2 separate regions of the Homo sapiens genome follow, and region 1 is linked to region 2. The links are chromatin contacts, found by Hi-C or POLR2A ChIA-PET in ENCODE. All regions are on one chromosome and are shown on one strand. Each heading gives the region's core, a stretch centred on a gene start or an enhancer-like site at or near the end of the contact. The rest is flanking DNA. Distances are from core to core; before and after follow the strand shown. Region 1 has its middle 20 kb from the start of LINC01819. Region 2 holds the start of LINC02580 (long intergenic non-protein coding RNA 2580).

Evidence for each region. A loop is a pair of places that touch in the nucleus more often than their neighbours do. ChIA-PET counts read pairs that join two places held with the same protein, here RNA polymerase II (POLR2A). Pooled maps may share reads with other maps.
Region 1: a loop to region 2 is called in a map of dorsolateral prefrontal cortex, with 5 times the contacts of the local background. The contact joins the enhancer-like site here to the promoter of LINC02580 in region 2. A Hi-C loop is called at or near these places in 10 of 168 maps with a recorded cell type or tissue (Caco-2, K562, chondrocyte and 5 more), 2 of 37 single-sample maps with no recorded cell type and 8 of 50 pooled maps. POLR2A ChIA-PET finds 5 or more read pairs at or near these places in 10 of 52 experiments (A549, AG04450, GM10248 and 6 more).

What each region holds. Positions count from the first base shown.
Region 1 is chr2:43,055,893-43,063,121 of GRCh38, reverse strand. No RefSeq gene overlaps it. Among named protein-coding and RNA genes, the nearest start is that of LINC01819, 20 kb to the right of the region's middle. Within about 2 kb of position 3,746, at least 15 of the 41 ENCODE cell types and tissues checked have a DNase peak (open chromatin) inside an H3K27ac peak, as active enhancers do; they include dorsolateral prefrontal cortex, where a contact is called at or near this core.
Region 2 is chr2:43,097,839-43,104,432 of GRCh38, reverse strand. It overlaps LINC02580 (long intergenic non-protein coding RNA 2580), which reads left to right and starts at 1,988. Exons shown (of 2, transcript NR_151714.1): 1 at 1,988-2,398; 2 at 6,393-6,594. It overlaps LOC107985876, which reads left to right and starts at 1,988. Exons shown (of 3, transcript XM_047446566.1): 1 at 1,988-2,398; 2 at 6,393-6,475. RefSeq lists an enhancer at 2,935-3,606.

The DNA.
Region 1 (7,229 bases), core at 2,497-4,996, 43 kb after region 2:
CCGGGAGGTGAGGGGCGCCTCTGCCCGGCCGCCCCTACTGGGAAGTGAGGAGCCCCTCTGCCCGGCCACCACCCCGTCTGGGAGGTGTGCCCAACAGCCCATTGAGAACGGGCCATGATGACAATGGTGGTTTTGTGGAATAGAAAGCGGGGAAAGGTGGGGAAAAGATTGAGAAATCGGATGGTTGCCGTGTCTGTGTGGAAAGGAGTAGACATGGGAGACTTTTCATTTTGTTCTGTACTAAGAAAAATTCTTCTGCCTTGGGATCCTGTTGATCTGTGACCTTACCCCCAACCCTGTGCTCTCTGAAACATGTGCTGTGTCCACTCAGAGTTAAATGGATTAAGGGCGGTGCAAGATGTGCTTTGTTAAACAGATGCTTGAAGGCAGCATGCTCGTTAAGAGTCATCACCACTCCCTAATCTCAAGTACCCAGGGACACAAACACTGTGGAAGGCCGCTGGGTCCTCTGCCTAGGAAAACCAGAGACCTTTGTTCACTTGTTTATCTGCTGACATTCCCTCCACTATTGTCCTATGACCCTGCCAAGTCCCCCTCTGTGAGAAACACCCAAGAATGATCAATAAAAAAAAAAAAAAGTAAAAAAAAAAAAAAAAAAGAAATCAAGTTTAATATAGATACAGATAGTGACATATAGGAATATTTATATGTTTGTGTATATCTGTTGTGATATACATACAGGTTAGTAGATACACATGTATTTCTATGCTCTGTCAGCTAAGAGGGCCTAGAAGTAATGACAGCCCAGTAGCTGTGAGCACACTTAGTGCTCAGATTTTGGCTTCTAATATCATTCTCCAATTTTAAAAACCCCCACAAAAACCAGGGCTTCTTGTAAAAATGGCTGATTCTAGGATTGGAACAGGAAATGTACAAGATGAACCTGGAACATCTTGTAGTGCCAGAAAGTAAGGAAGATCTGAGGAAGAAATGATGGGAGTATGTCAAAGGGACACAGGAGACAACTGGTAGAGCTCCAGTGGCTAAAGCTGGAACAAAGTGAGCAATAAAATAAATACAGTAGTATTGGATAATTACCCAAAGTAGAAGAGAAATATCCCGGCTCACGCCTGTAATCCCAGCACTTTGGGAGGCCAAGGCAGGCAGATCATGAGGTCAGGAGTTCAAGACCATCCTGGCTAACATGGTGAAACCCCATCTCTACTAAAAATACAAACAACTAGCCAGGTGTGGTGGCAGGCACCTGTAGTCCCAGCTACTCAGGAGGCTGAGGCAGGATAATCACTTGAACCCAGGAGGCAGAGGTTGCAGTGAGCCGAGATCATGCCACCGCACTCCAGCCTGGGCAACAGAGCAAGACTCCATCTAAAAAAAAAGAGAAATATCCATGAGTTTGAACTTATATAAATAAATGGCTACATAGAGAAAAGGGGGAGAAGATACAAAAATACAGAATTGCAGATGATATTCACAGATACTCAAGGATGAGCATAGCTCCCTGCTCCTTAAATGTGGGCTCCACATAGCAACTTACCTCCAAACAGTATACACGGAAAGGGGAAGAAAGAATAACTTCATAGTGGAGAAACCTGACAAACACTACTTCTGTTAACTGTGAACGCAGTTGACATCGACAGTGACAGGTCATGGTGGTGGCATATACTCTTGATAGGATGTAATGAAAGTGGCACTTCACCTTTGAGGTCTTGCTCCCTCAAACCCATAACCTAAAACATCAGACAAATCCCAGCTGAGGAACATTCTACAAAATACCTGACCAATACTCCTTGAAATCATCAAGATCATCAAAAACAAGAAAAGTCTGAGAAACTGTCACAGCCAAGGGAGACCTAAGAAGACATGATGGCCAAATGTAATGCTGCATCCTAGAACAGAAAAAGGATATTAGGTTAAAAAAAAAAACAACTAAGGAAATCTGAATAAAGTATGAACATAGTTTAATAATAATGTTAATCTTGTAGGGCTGATATCAATAGCAGTTTATTAATTGTGGCAAATGTACCGTACTAAATGTAAGATGATGATAATAGGGGAAATTGGGTGTGGAGAATATGGGAACTCTCTGTATTATCTTTGCCATTTTTCTTTAAAACTTTTCTAAAGTAAAAATTTTATATCGAAAATTGAAAGCCTTACATTGGTAATTATTCACAGCTTATGGCTAAGACAGGTGGAATTGGGAGAATGCCCTGGGAAGGTTTCAAGGAAGTACAAGGGAGGATTTGGGGAACTGCTCAGGGGTGAGAAATACAGCTTGGGAGACAGGGCGGAGGGGAAGCTCGGTGCACATCCCAGACTGAGGAGGTGTCAGAGGGAAAGGGTCCTTGGGACAGGGTGTCTTGGGACCCTTTCCTGCCTGGGAGGGCTTCTGGAGGAGGAGGTGAGTGGATGGGGAGTGACAGCCTGGCTCTTTGCTCTCCTACCTTATCCTGACCCACCTTGCCACATCTCTGGGGCCAGCCCTGCTCCTTATCTGGAGGCAACCCATCAGAGGAGTTAAAGGGTCAACTCTGGAATTGGAAAAGCTGGCCACTCACCAGCATGTGACCTTGGATAAGGCTTACACCCTCTCTGAGCCTCAGAGTACTCATCTACAAAGAGTGGTGAAAAATCTGTGTCAGAGGGTTCTTGCAAAGGTAAGTTGAGATAATGCCCATGAGGGCCAACACCTGGTACATGCTGGGGACTTGGTGAGTGTTACAGTCAATTTATCTTCCCTTTAGTCTACCTTTGAGCAAGATCAAACAGCCACTTTGCCCTCATACCTGGAATCCAGCCCTTCCTCTGGATCCCACGCCCCATGTGGCAGTTTTAAAACCTGGCCCCCAAATTCCAACACTCTTTCCATCTAGAGATCAGCAATTTTTTTTTTTTTTTTTTTTTTTTTTTTTTTGCTTTTTTATTTTGAGACGGAGTTTCGCTCTTGTTGCCCAGGCTAGAGTGTAATGGCGCGATCTCTGCTCACTGCAACCTCCACCTCCCGGGTTCAAGTGATTCTTCTGCCTCAGCCTCCCAAGTAGCTGGGATTACAGGCATGCACCACCACGCCAGGCTAATTTTTGTATTTTTAGTAGAGACGGGGTTTCTCCATGTTGGTCAGGCTGGTCTTGAACTCCCAACTTCAGGTGATTCGCCCGACTCAGCCTTCCAAAGTGCTGGGATCACAGGCGTGAACCACCACGCCCGGCCTAGAGGTCAATTTTATATCCCCTCCTGTTGAATCTGGAATATGTGACTGCTTCACATAATAGAATATGGCAAAAGTGATGCTGCTGCCAGCTCTGGGCCTAGGCTTTCAGAAACTGTCATCTTCTACTTCCTGTCTCTTGGGGTTTTCACTCTTGGAATCCAGCCACGGTACTGAGAGGGAGGGTGAGCAGCCTGTGGAGAGGCCCATGTGGAGAGGAACGGAGGCCCCAGCTCTCAGCCCTGGCTGAGCTCCCAGCCAGCAGCCAGTTCTCGCTGACTGCCTGAATCATCTTACAAGTGGGCCCTCAAGTCCGCAGATGAGCTGCCCTAGCTACCACCTTGCAGAGAAGAAACGAACCTTCCCACCATGCCCTGCCCAAACTGTAGATTCAGGAGCGAAATTAGTCATTGATGATATTTTAGGCCATTAAGTTTTGGAGTTACAAAGCCATAGTAACCTGAACATCTGCTAACTGGGTCCAGGACTGTTACTATTGCTCCACCTCCTCCTCTTCCTCCTCTCCGCCGTGTGCTTGAGTTGTGATGTGGGTTGTGGTGTGGTGGTTTAGTGGGTGGGCACCGAGCCACACTACCTGGGCTCAAATCCTGACTCTCACATATCAATTGTATGACTCTAAGGAAGCAACGTAGTCTCTCTGTGCCTCAGTTACCGTGTCTGTAAAATGGGGGTGAAAGTAGTACAGAATTGTTGGGAAGATTAAATGAACTAAGCAACATAAAGCACGTAGAAAAGCACCGGGCATGTGTACAATTATTCTGCCAAGCCAAGGCCCCAGCCCTCTTGGGTTCTGGGGTGCTGACTCCCTGGGGCCTCCATCATTTGAGATGATCCCTACCTGGCCATTTGAGGCCCCAGACTTCCCAGGTGCCACCAGCCTACCTCCCCGGACTATCACTCTTCCTGCTGGTGTCAGGCTTTGCCCATTAGGCCAGTCTTGCTCACTCCCATGACACTTCTGGCTCTGCCCCCTGGTCCTTCCCTGCACTGCTATAATTCTGACTTCCTTTTGGCTGGGCTGTTGGGGAAAAAGAGAGAGTGGTGAAGCGGAGGTGGACCCCCGCCATAGAGGGTGGTGCACTGGTGGGTGTGTTGGGGGAGCTTTAGTTCATAAACTTTACTGGGAAACAGAAGCCTTATCATCCACACATCTCTTGGGAAGACATTGATTTTCTTGCTGACATGAGTCCAGAGAGTAAGAAACACACTCACAATATGAGCAAGGCCTGCCGTGGAAAGCCAGAGAATTTTCACTAAATCTTTCTTAGGAATTGCAATGATAGCACGCAGCAGATTCCTGAGGAAGGTGGCGTTGCGTGTTAATTAGGTTTTGCCAGAGAAAAATGAACGTGCTCTAAGACACTTTCCCACGTATGTGTTCGTGCAGGTTGTGAGAACTCAGAAAAGCTTTGCATCCAGGCTGTGCCCAGGACTCAGATTTCACTAGCTCCAGGGGTTCTCTTTTGCAGTGAACACAGTGGCCTCCTCATTAGAGCTTTTCAAACCAGGGTGGGCACTGAGGAAGGGATTGAAAGTCCCCTGGGGCAGAGGGACCTTTGAAATGGGGAGCCACTGCCCCAGCCTGAGAAGCAGAGAACAGTGACCTGGGGGGGCGTCCATGGGGGTAGCCTGAGTTCCGGAGCTTGGTGGTCCCGCAGCGCTACTTAAAGGTCACTGCACCATCTCCAGTGATTCCCTGAGTCTGCCCTGCGGCTTCCAATTCCCCCAGTGGGCCTGGAAGAACGACCCACTTCATGCTGGGAAAGCCATGCTGATGCTGTTGACCTGCAGGAATAGAATTTGGAACCGTATCCCTCCCTCCATCCCCTCACAGGAGACAGAAAGCAGGGAGGATTGAGAGGATCTGGGCACGCGGGGGTTGCTCAGGAAGCAGGAGGGGGCTGGCTGCAGGGAGAGAGCAGCAGGAGTTCACCTGGGAGAGGAAGTATGTGAAGCAGGCTTGCCGCAGCACCACCTGGCCACCTGATCCCCCGGTGGAGTCTCAGGAATCCCATTTCTGGAGGTATTCAGGCCATGTTGAGTGTGTGGGGAGTGTGAGGCGGAGAGAGCCCTGAGTCAGAATCCACACCATGACACTCACTGTGGTGATGACAGCAGGCACATTCCGATAGGGACAATATTGATCAGTTCAGTAGTTCCTGACCTGTCTGGCTGCAGAGTTGAATCTCCTAGAGCCTTAAAAAGAAAACAAAAAACGATGCTGGACCCCACTGCAGGCTGATGGAATCCAGTGGGAGCCTGACGCTGCCCGGGTGACTGATGGCCAGGCAGGACCGAGGACCGCGGGATTGCACTCGGTAGAGGACCCCCTCCCCTAGTGCCTTCGGCCGTCCCCACAGCCGTGCTGAGGTGAGCAACCAGGCTGCTGGGTGGAGGGAAGGAGATGCCCAGCCCCCTTGGGGCAGGATGGAGTTGGATGCCTCTCCAGCTGCCACTGGCCCCTGGCAGGGCTCAGAGGATGCCCCTGCATTAAGTGAGGACTCGGGCTTTCTGTCTCCCAGGACCCTCACGTCCCTCAGCCTCTGCTGCCTTTGGGGCACCTCTGTGGCCAGGGTGGCTGGGTGGCCTCCGTGTGCTCCCCAGCCCTGATTCCACCAGCCCTGTCAGCCTGGCACAGCCTGGGTCCCCTGCCAGGTCTGGTGTGCAGCTGGCGTGAGGCCTAGAATCTGTCAGCGGCTTCATTGAGATGCTGCCCCATCTCTGCCCTAGTTCAGGGTTTCAGAGCCTTAAGGCACACATCCCAGTCTTTTCCTGCTCCCTCTGTCACCCTGGAAACAGGTCTCAGTTTCTGGCGGCCCAGGGTGGATGGTGGGGTTGTCCCCATAGGGCAGGGTAGGGCATGGGTGGGGGGCAGTGCTGGCTGGCTGAGTTGGGACAGACCTAGCAGAACCAAGGCTTGGCAGGGTGTGGGGGCTGGGGAGGGCCAGGGCAGGCCCACGCTGAAGAAAGGGCCCTTTCTGAAGTTCACCGGCATAAAGGGAATTTTTTTTGTTGGTTTGTCTTCCCTGGTGAGGGTGCCTTCTTCTAATTTACACAAAAGTGTCATATGTGTCAATGGTGGCCAGGTGTGTGGAACCTGTCTCGGGTTCCCTGGGCATTTCCTGAGCCCAGAATCTCTCTCACACCCACCTGGTCAGTGATTTATCCATGGGAAAAACCTGGCAGCTTGTGGAGTTCTGGCAGCTTGTGGGGTTCGGCCCTTGAATCTCCTGTGGTGGGTGACTCTGGATGTGCCCAGCCCCACCTCCAAGATGAGGAGAGACAGGACCTTCTCCTCCCAGACTCCCAGCCAGCCACTCTCCCCTTACCAAGCCCAAGAGGGGAGGATAGTGGGTGGCTGTGTGGAACCTGTCTGGGGTTCTCTGGGCTTTCCCAAGCCCAGAATCCCTGTCACAGCCACCTGGGCAGTGATTTGTCCATGGGAAAAACCAGGTGAGGACTAGAAACCCTGCTTAGTTCTTGCCCTGACTCTCCTGGACTTTCTCCCCCAAAAACCTCCACTTACTTACGCACTCCCCACAGCTTCATGAGGTTTCAGGGGAGGTTGAAGACCATGCTCTGGATGTGAAGTCATTCGGCCTGGACTCTGGTCCCGGCTCAGCTGCTCCTGCATCCCCCCAGTTCCCAGGGCCCCCATTTGCCCATCTGGAGACAGGGCCTTGCCCTTCCCAGGCAGGACTGCAGGTGAGTGTGTGGACTGGCACCTGGCTGGCCCACTGGGGTCCCCTCAACTCTGAGTGGGGTACATCAGTGACTGCTGTGGGTGCCTGCCCAGGTCCCTTCACCAGCCCATGATGCAGATCCCAGCTGCTATGGGAGAGTTGGCTGCTGAGGCTCACTGCTGCCTGCTTCTCTGAAGAATTGTCCTGTCTGACCAGCTGGGAGATTATCCCCTCCCAGATGCCCATTCCCCAACTTCATCCCCATTCCCCAAAACCAATGTCTGACCCAGGGTAGCAGAGCTGGCCCCTTTGCCTTCAGGTGGGACGGACCAATC
Region 2 (6,594 bases), core at 739-3,238:
AACTCAACTAAACTCAATTAAACTCAACAAAACTCCCATTCATTCACTCCGTGATTTAACTATTATGTACTAGTCACCAACAATGTGTCAACCGCTGTGCTAAGTGCTGGGGATGCGGAAGAGAGCAAACAAGACACAGCCCTGCCCTCATGGAGCTTCGAGTCTGGTAGAGGCACTTAAGGGCATATCACGGGTCTGTGTCTCTATTAAGCTCATGAGGATGGCCGTGGGAGGGTAGGGAGAGGAAAGGCCCTTACCTCTGTGGTCTTGCTGGAGAGACTATATTCATATACACAAAACACTCAGAGAATGAGGCAAAGTTTAATAAGTCCATTGTTGACTCTGGTAACCACTAGGTGGGCCTGACCACTAACTAACCTTGAAAAAAAAAAAAAAATTGGCCAGGCATGGTGGCTCACGCTTGTAATCCCAGCACTTTGGGAGGCCAAGGCAGGCAGATCACTTGAGGTCAGGAGTTCAAGACCAGCCTGCCCAACATGGTGAAACCACGCCTCTACTAAAAATACAAAAAATTAGCCAGGTGTGGTGGCGCGCGCCTGTAATCCCAGTTACTCGTGAGGCTGAGGCAGGAGAATAGCTTGAACCCAGGAGGCAAAGGTTGCAGTGAGCCGAGGTTGTGCCACTGCTCTCCAGCCTGGGTGACAGAGTGAGACCGTGTCTTAAAAAAAAAAACACCCCAAAACAAAAACAAAAAAAATTAGTTCTGACATGAGTGTGTTGGACTGGAAAATCCATGTGGACTCTGCCGTCTTTCTTGGTTTCTTCTTCCATTTGGCTATCTACCCCCTTCCCTTCCTCCTTCCACCTCACTTAGAGCTAGAAACCTTCCATGGCAAATGATTGGATTCTAGGTTTGGTTAAATGCCTACCATTTACAAAGTACATTGCTAGCTGCAGTAGGATTCAGAGGTAAACAACACTGGCTTTCCCCTTAAGGACGCTGGGCCTGACTTGGGTTCACAAATTGCTATGACAGAAGACAGTGAAAGATGCATGCATCTTTGGACTGCATTTTACCAGTTCAAATATTTTATTTTTAATAATATGTAATAAAATATAAGGTATAACAGGGAAATGAAATGCACAGATCTTAAGCGTGCGGTTCCAAGTATTTTGAGTGTGAGTGTGACTGTGTGTTGCAGGGGGAAGGTAACAGAAGAGTTGAGTCCCTTCACTGGGTATGGCATTTGGAATATCAGTGCTATCATGTTTTGGCATGTCTGCTGCCTGCCGTTTTGTTTTTTAAATTGCCAACTTCAGAAAGTTTATAAGACTAAGGAATTCCTGTATACCCTTTCCCCAGATTCACCAATTATTTACATTTATGAAATCATTTGAGAAAAATTTAGAGAAATCTTGCCCCTTTACCCTTAAATACTTCAGTTTATATTTCAAGGACATTCTTTTACGTAGTCTGGCTTCCTCTTAGCTGAGCCTTGGGCATTTCATTTTCAGACAGTATTGGGTCATTCTATATCTTAAGTAAAGCTGATTTAATGGGAGAGAGAGCTGGATTGGTTTTCTGCTTGATGCTGTGCTGGTGGCCTGGCTGTTGGGGGCTGCCTAGGTCACAGGGTCCCCCAGGGAAAATCTGTTGACTTCCGCAGCTATGCTTGAGTCTGCTTGTTACTGGACAGCTGGTCTGTCCCCTTAGAGGCTTGGCTGAACTCTGTGCTCTCCTTCCCTCTACTTTGTTCTCGAGTTTTCTGCACATTCTTCCACCCACAGATGTGAATGTCGTGTGATGTTGGCTTTCCAGTGTCTTGCATGGCGTGGTAGCAGCAGAAATGAGCTTGGCTGGGCACCCTCTCTGGGCCTTGGAGGCAAGCCTGGGCTCCTCTGAAAATACAGGCAGCTTCCTTTCCCTGACTTGCCTGGAGGAGCCAGGCCCTGTGGTGCGGTCTGGCTCTGAGGCCTGTGGTCCTGCTTGGGACTGGCAGTCTTAGGCTGAGGGAACATTTTCCAGAGTATAGCCGAGGGACAGAATGTCTCAGTAAGACGGGCTCGGAGGGGAAGTGTTTTGGAAAGGCCTCTGCTTGCTCTGGGAGGCGTTCAGGATGCTGAGGTTTTGGAAATCTATGGCGGCTCTTCACAACTGCTCCCAGCTTTGGGAGGAGGAATAGACGGGTGCTCGTTTCCTCGGGTTCAGTGGCAAAGGTGAAGACCAGCACTGCCGACCTGGGACCTGGGCCTCTCCCGGGCCTGGGGAGGACACTGGACTTTGAAGGGGAATGCAGCCTAGAAGGCCTGGACCCTGGAGTCAGGAGATGCTGCTCCCATCCAGTAAGCCCTGGCTGGAGCTCTTCTGGGCACCAACCCTGGCATAAAACCAGTGGGGCCTCTGGGCCTGCACTCAACAGTGCCTCTGATGGAGCAGGTAGGAGAACCCCCCGCAAATCCACCAGGCAGAACAGAACACGCTGGAGGCATTTAACCAGGCAGGCACGTCTCCTGCAAGGAGAGGCCAGGGAAGGGAGAGTTCAGATGCCCCCAGCTGCCAGGGGATGCTTAGCGGAGGAAGTGAGGCCTGAGCCCCCCTTTCTAGCACCCTCTCCCTTCTTCTGTTCTGCTTTTGTATACAACCAGCATGCCGAGGGTCCAGTTCCAGCTCTGTTCTGTGATCTTGGACAAGTCCGTTTATCTCCTTGGGCCCATTTCCCGCCTGTGAAATGGGACGTGGAGCACTGGAGCCACCTTCCCGGGACAGTGCTGAGTGGTCACCAAATGTTGGTGGGCTTCAGAGGTGCTTGGAGAGCTTAGGCAGATGCCTGGGAAGTTGGGAGCCTGAATTCCCGGTGGTGAGGCCCAGGCGTGTGTAGGCATTGCTTTCAACCAGCTCTCCTGGTGGTCCTTGGAGCGGAGCTGGGTTACTGTGGAGGCACCACATCCCCCGCCCCTAACTTAACTGCAGGCTCCTTGGACCCAGACTCGGGCCTTTATTCCTGGATGCATTTTTCCCGGTGTCCGGGAGGGCCTGGTACAGGTGGGGGCACCCGGGCCTGGCCACTGGGCCGTCCACCGGCCCCTCCCACCCGGGAGTCGTGCCACAGCCCGGGCAGCCTGGACGCAACCCCCCTCCTTCCCTACGAGCCAGCTTCAATGCCCCGCATTACCATTTCCATGGCGCCCTCCTCCAGGGCCCCATGGAAATCACGAGGCTTTCTGAGGAGTCGTGCAGACTTCAGAAAAGACCCTGGGCCCCCTGCCCACCCCGGCTCCCTGGCCGCTGTAATCCCGCGCGGGGCGCGAGAGACAGAGCTCCCAGTCTCCTCGCGGCCCGGCCGGGCGCTCATTCTCCCACAGAGCTGACGTTTCTCTGCGGCCCAGCTGGCTGCAGTTTTTAGAAATAACAATATCCCCGGGGGGAGGAGCGGCGGGGTGAATGGGCGCCTTTGTCCCGGGCCCTGTGAAGCCCGATTAATTATGCGCGGCGGAGCGCGGGGAGCTCGGCCGCCGGGGCCCCCCCTGGGTGGCTGAAAGGCCCGGGCTTGGGAGCGCGGCCGCCGGCTCCGCGCCGCCGCACAAAGGGCCGCGAATTAGAGAAGCGGCAATTACCCCGCATTTTGTATGTGCCCTTGTCTCGCTGACACTGTGGACGGCCCCTCCCCGGGCGGCTGCACTTTGAGGATTTTCAGGCCCTTTCTTGGTTACCAGGGGCGACTGGGCAGAGGGCTGGGGGCTTGGGGAGAGGGGGAAGTGCCAAGGGCCGAGTGGGATCGTGTGCAGTGGGGGGCGTCCCGGGGTGGGGGGCAGGGAGCGGCGTGTGGGTATCGCCCCTGGGGACCTCGGCCTCAAGTCTAATGCTCTCTCCAAAGCCGGAGCCCTTTCAGCATGCAGATTCCAGGGCCTCACCACAGAGGACTCCCTGACTCGGGGATTCTGGGGCGCCCAGAAAACTGCATTTTACCAGTCCAAATATTTTTAATAATATATAATAAAATATAAGATATAGCGGGGAAATGAAATACACAGATTTTAGGTGTTCAATTCCATGTCACCCACATCTCATCAAGATATAGAACAATTCCATCACTCCAGAAAGTACCATGGGTCCTCTTTCCAGTTTCTCCACCCCACTGCTCATCCCCCCAGGTAACTACTGCTCTGATTTCTAGCACTATTCCTAAAGTTTCATCAGTTTTTGGACTCCATAATAAATGGAGCCATACAGTATACATTTGTTTTGTTTCTGACTGTTCTCATTTGGAATCATGTTTTTGAAATCTATTCCTGTTGTGTGTATTAATAGTTTAGTTTCTTTCTTTTGATTAAACAGTTTTTTTTGATCCATTCACCTGTTGATGGACAGACACCTGGACTGTTTCTAATTTTTGGCTGTTATAAATAAAGCTGCTATGATCATTTTGTACGAGACTTTTTTTTGTGAACACGTGTTTTTGTCTTTTGGGTAAATGTCTAGGAGTGGAATTGCTGGGTCATAGAGAAGGTATTTGGCTTTACTAGATTCTAAAGTGGCTATATGATTTTGTATCCACACCAGCAATATATGAGGGTTCCAGTTGTTCTACCTTTTCGTCAGCACTTGATATTGTCAGTCTTTGTGATTTTAGCATTCTAGTGAGTGTGAGGTGGTATCTCGCTGTAGTTTTCTGGGTGGGTGATTTTAATGCATGAGTTCCAAGGAGTACACTTGGAGAAAACTCCTGTCTAGTCCAATCCTTGCATTTGCCTGCAAGGTCCAGCAGAGGAAATGTCCTCCCTGAGGCCCACAGCTGGTTGAGCAGAGGCAGGATCAGGACACAGGACTCCCATCCCAAGCTAAAGCTCTCTTCTTGGTATCATGCTACCCCTTTGGCCCACACCTCCTGAGCCTGTGTGTATGAAGCATGGATCGTGCTCTGCCTAGGACCATTCAAAGTGGACCTGGCAGGGCACTTCTGAAGAGTCCCCACCTGCCACCCAAGCAGCAGCATCCATGGGACTCAGGTTGAGAGACTGGGCTTGGCCAGGTACATATGGTGTGTATGCGAACATAGGAACAGGGGTAGGAAGCTGCTGGCTAGCTACTCTTGACTCTAACTCCCAGGACACAGACCTGGCTTTACTGCTCTCCACCATCTTACCATACATTTGAAGAGCCAGCCTATGTGAAAGCCTAAACCCTGAGAGTTCCTCTGCTTCAGGTACTCATGGGGGGCTTTGCATATTTTCTGATCCAACACACAGGAGATGCTGGGTGGATGGGAATAAGTAAGCAGGAGTCCTGGGGCTTCCAAAGTCTTCCTTTGCCTGTAAGCATTGTCCTACATGTGCTTTTTTTTTTTTTGAGATGGAGTCTCACCCTGTCGCCCAGGCTGGAGTGCAATGGTGCGATCTCAGCTCACTGCAACCTCCGCCTCTCAGGTTAAAGCAATTCTCCTACCTCAGCCTCCTGAGTAGCTAGGATTACAGGCGCGCACCACCACACTCAGCTAATTTTTTGTGTTTTTAGTAGAGACGGGGTTTCGCCATGTTGGCCAGGCTGGTCTGGAACTCCTGACCTTGTGATCAGCCTGCCTCAGCCTCCCAAAGTGCTGGGATTACAGGCATGAGTCACCGCACCCAACCTCTACATGTGCTTTTTAAGACCCTCCAGAACCTGGCCTGACCTATCCCAGTTGCCTTGTTTCCGCCTGCCTTCACCTTGCACGTGGTGCTCCAGCAATAGTAGACACTGGTCTATTGTTGTTCCCCTACCCCCTCCCATCCCCATCAACACAGGCAGTGGGGATTGTGTTTTCCAAAGATGACTGCACCACAATATATCTCCCAACCCAAAGGCTCTTGCAGTGTGACTGACACTCCTCCCACTGAGAGGAAGGGGGTCTCTGTTTCCTCTCATCAAATTGGGATAGGGGCTTGAGACCGGTCTGACCAACAGACTATGGCAAAAGGGATGATTTTTGATGCTAAGTCATATAAAAGCTAGAACTTCCACCTAGCTCGCTCTCTCTTCTTTGGGATGTGTGCTGTAGGAATTTAAACACTGTGCTATGGAAATGCCCAAACTAGCCCACATGGAGAGACCCATGTGGAGGAGATCTGAGGCCTCCAACCTGCAACCAGGCTCAACCACTAGATTTGTGAGTGAATGAGCCTTTAGATGATTCCAAACTCCAGCCTTCAGTGTTTCCAGTGGAGGCCCCAGTCAACAGAGAGCAGAGACAAGCTCCTCCTGCTGTGCCCTGTCCGGATTCCTGACCCTGACTGGATACCAAACATAATTAAGGGGTGTTTTATGCCAATATTATGATAATTTGTTACACAGCCATAATGACTGGAACGCACACAAGATTTCTTGCATCCTCCCCATGTTAATTCATATTCCCCTTGCTCCAAGCCCAGCTCTAAGCTTAACTCTTCTCTTTCAGGTTCAGCTTGGTTGTGACCTCTGCTAGAAGCCCTCCCTGGCCTCCCTGTGCACTGAGCTGGTGGTTCCTCCTTTGCGCCCCAGGTACATGCTCAGATCTGTGTACCCTACACTTTGTCCTCCAGCTTCGTGTTTGGATGTTCACAACTCCCATGAGAAGGGCCCCCGAGAGCTGGCACAGTGCATGTGTTTCCTCTCCAGAC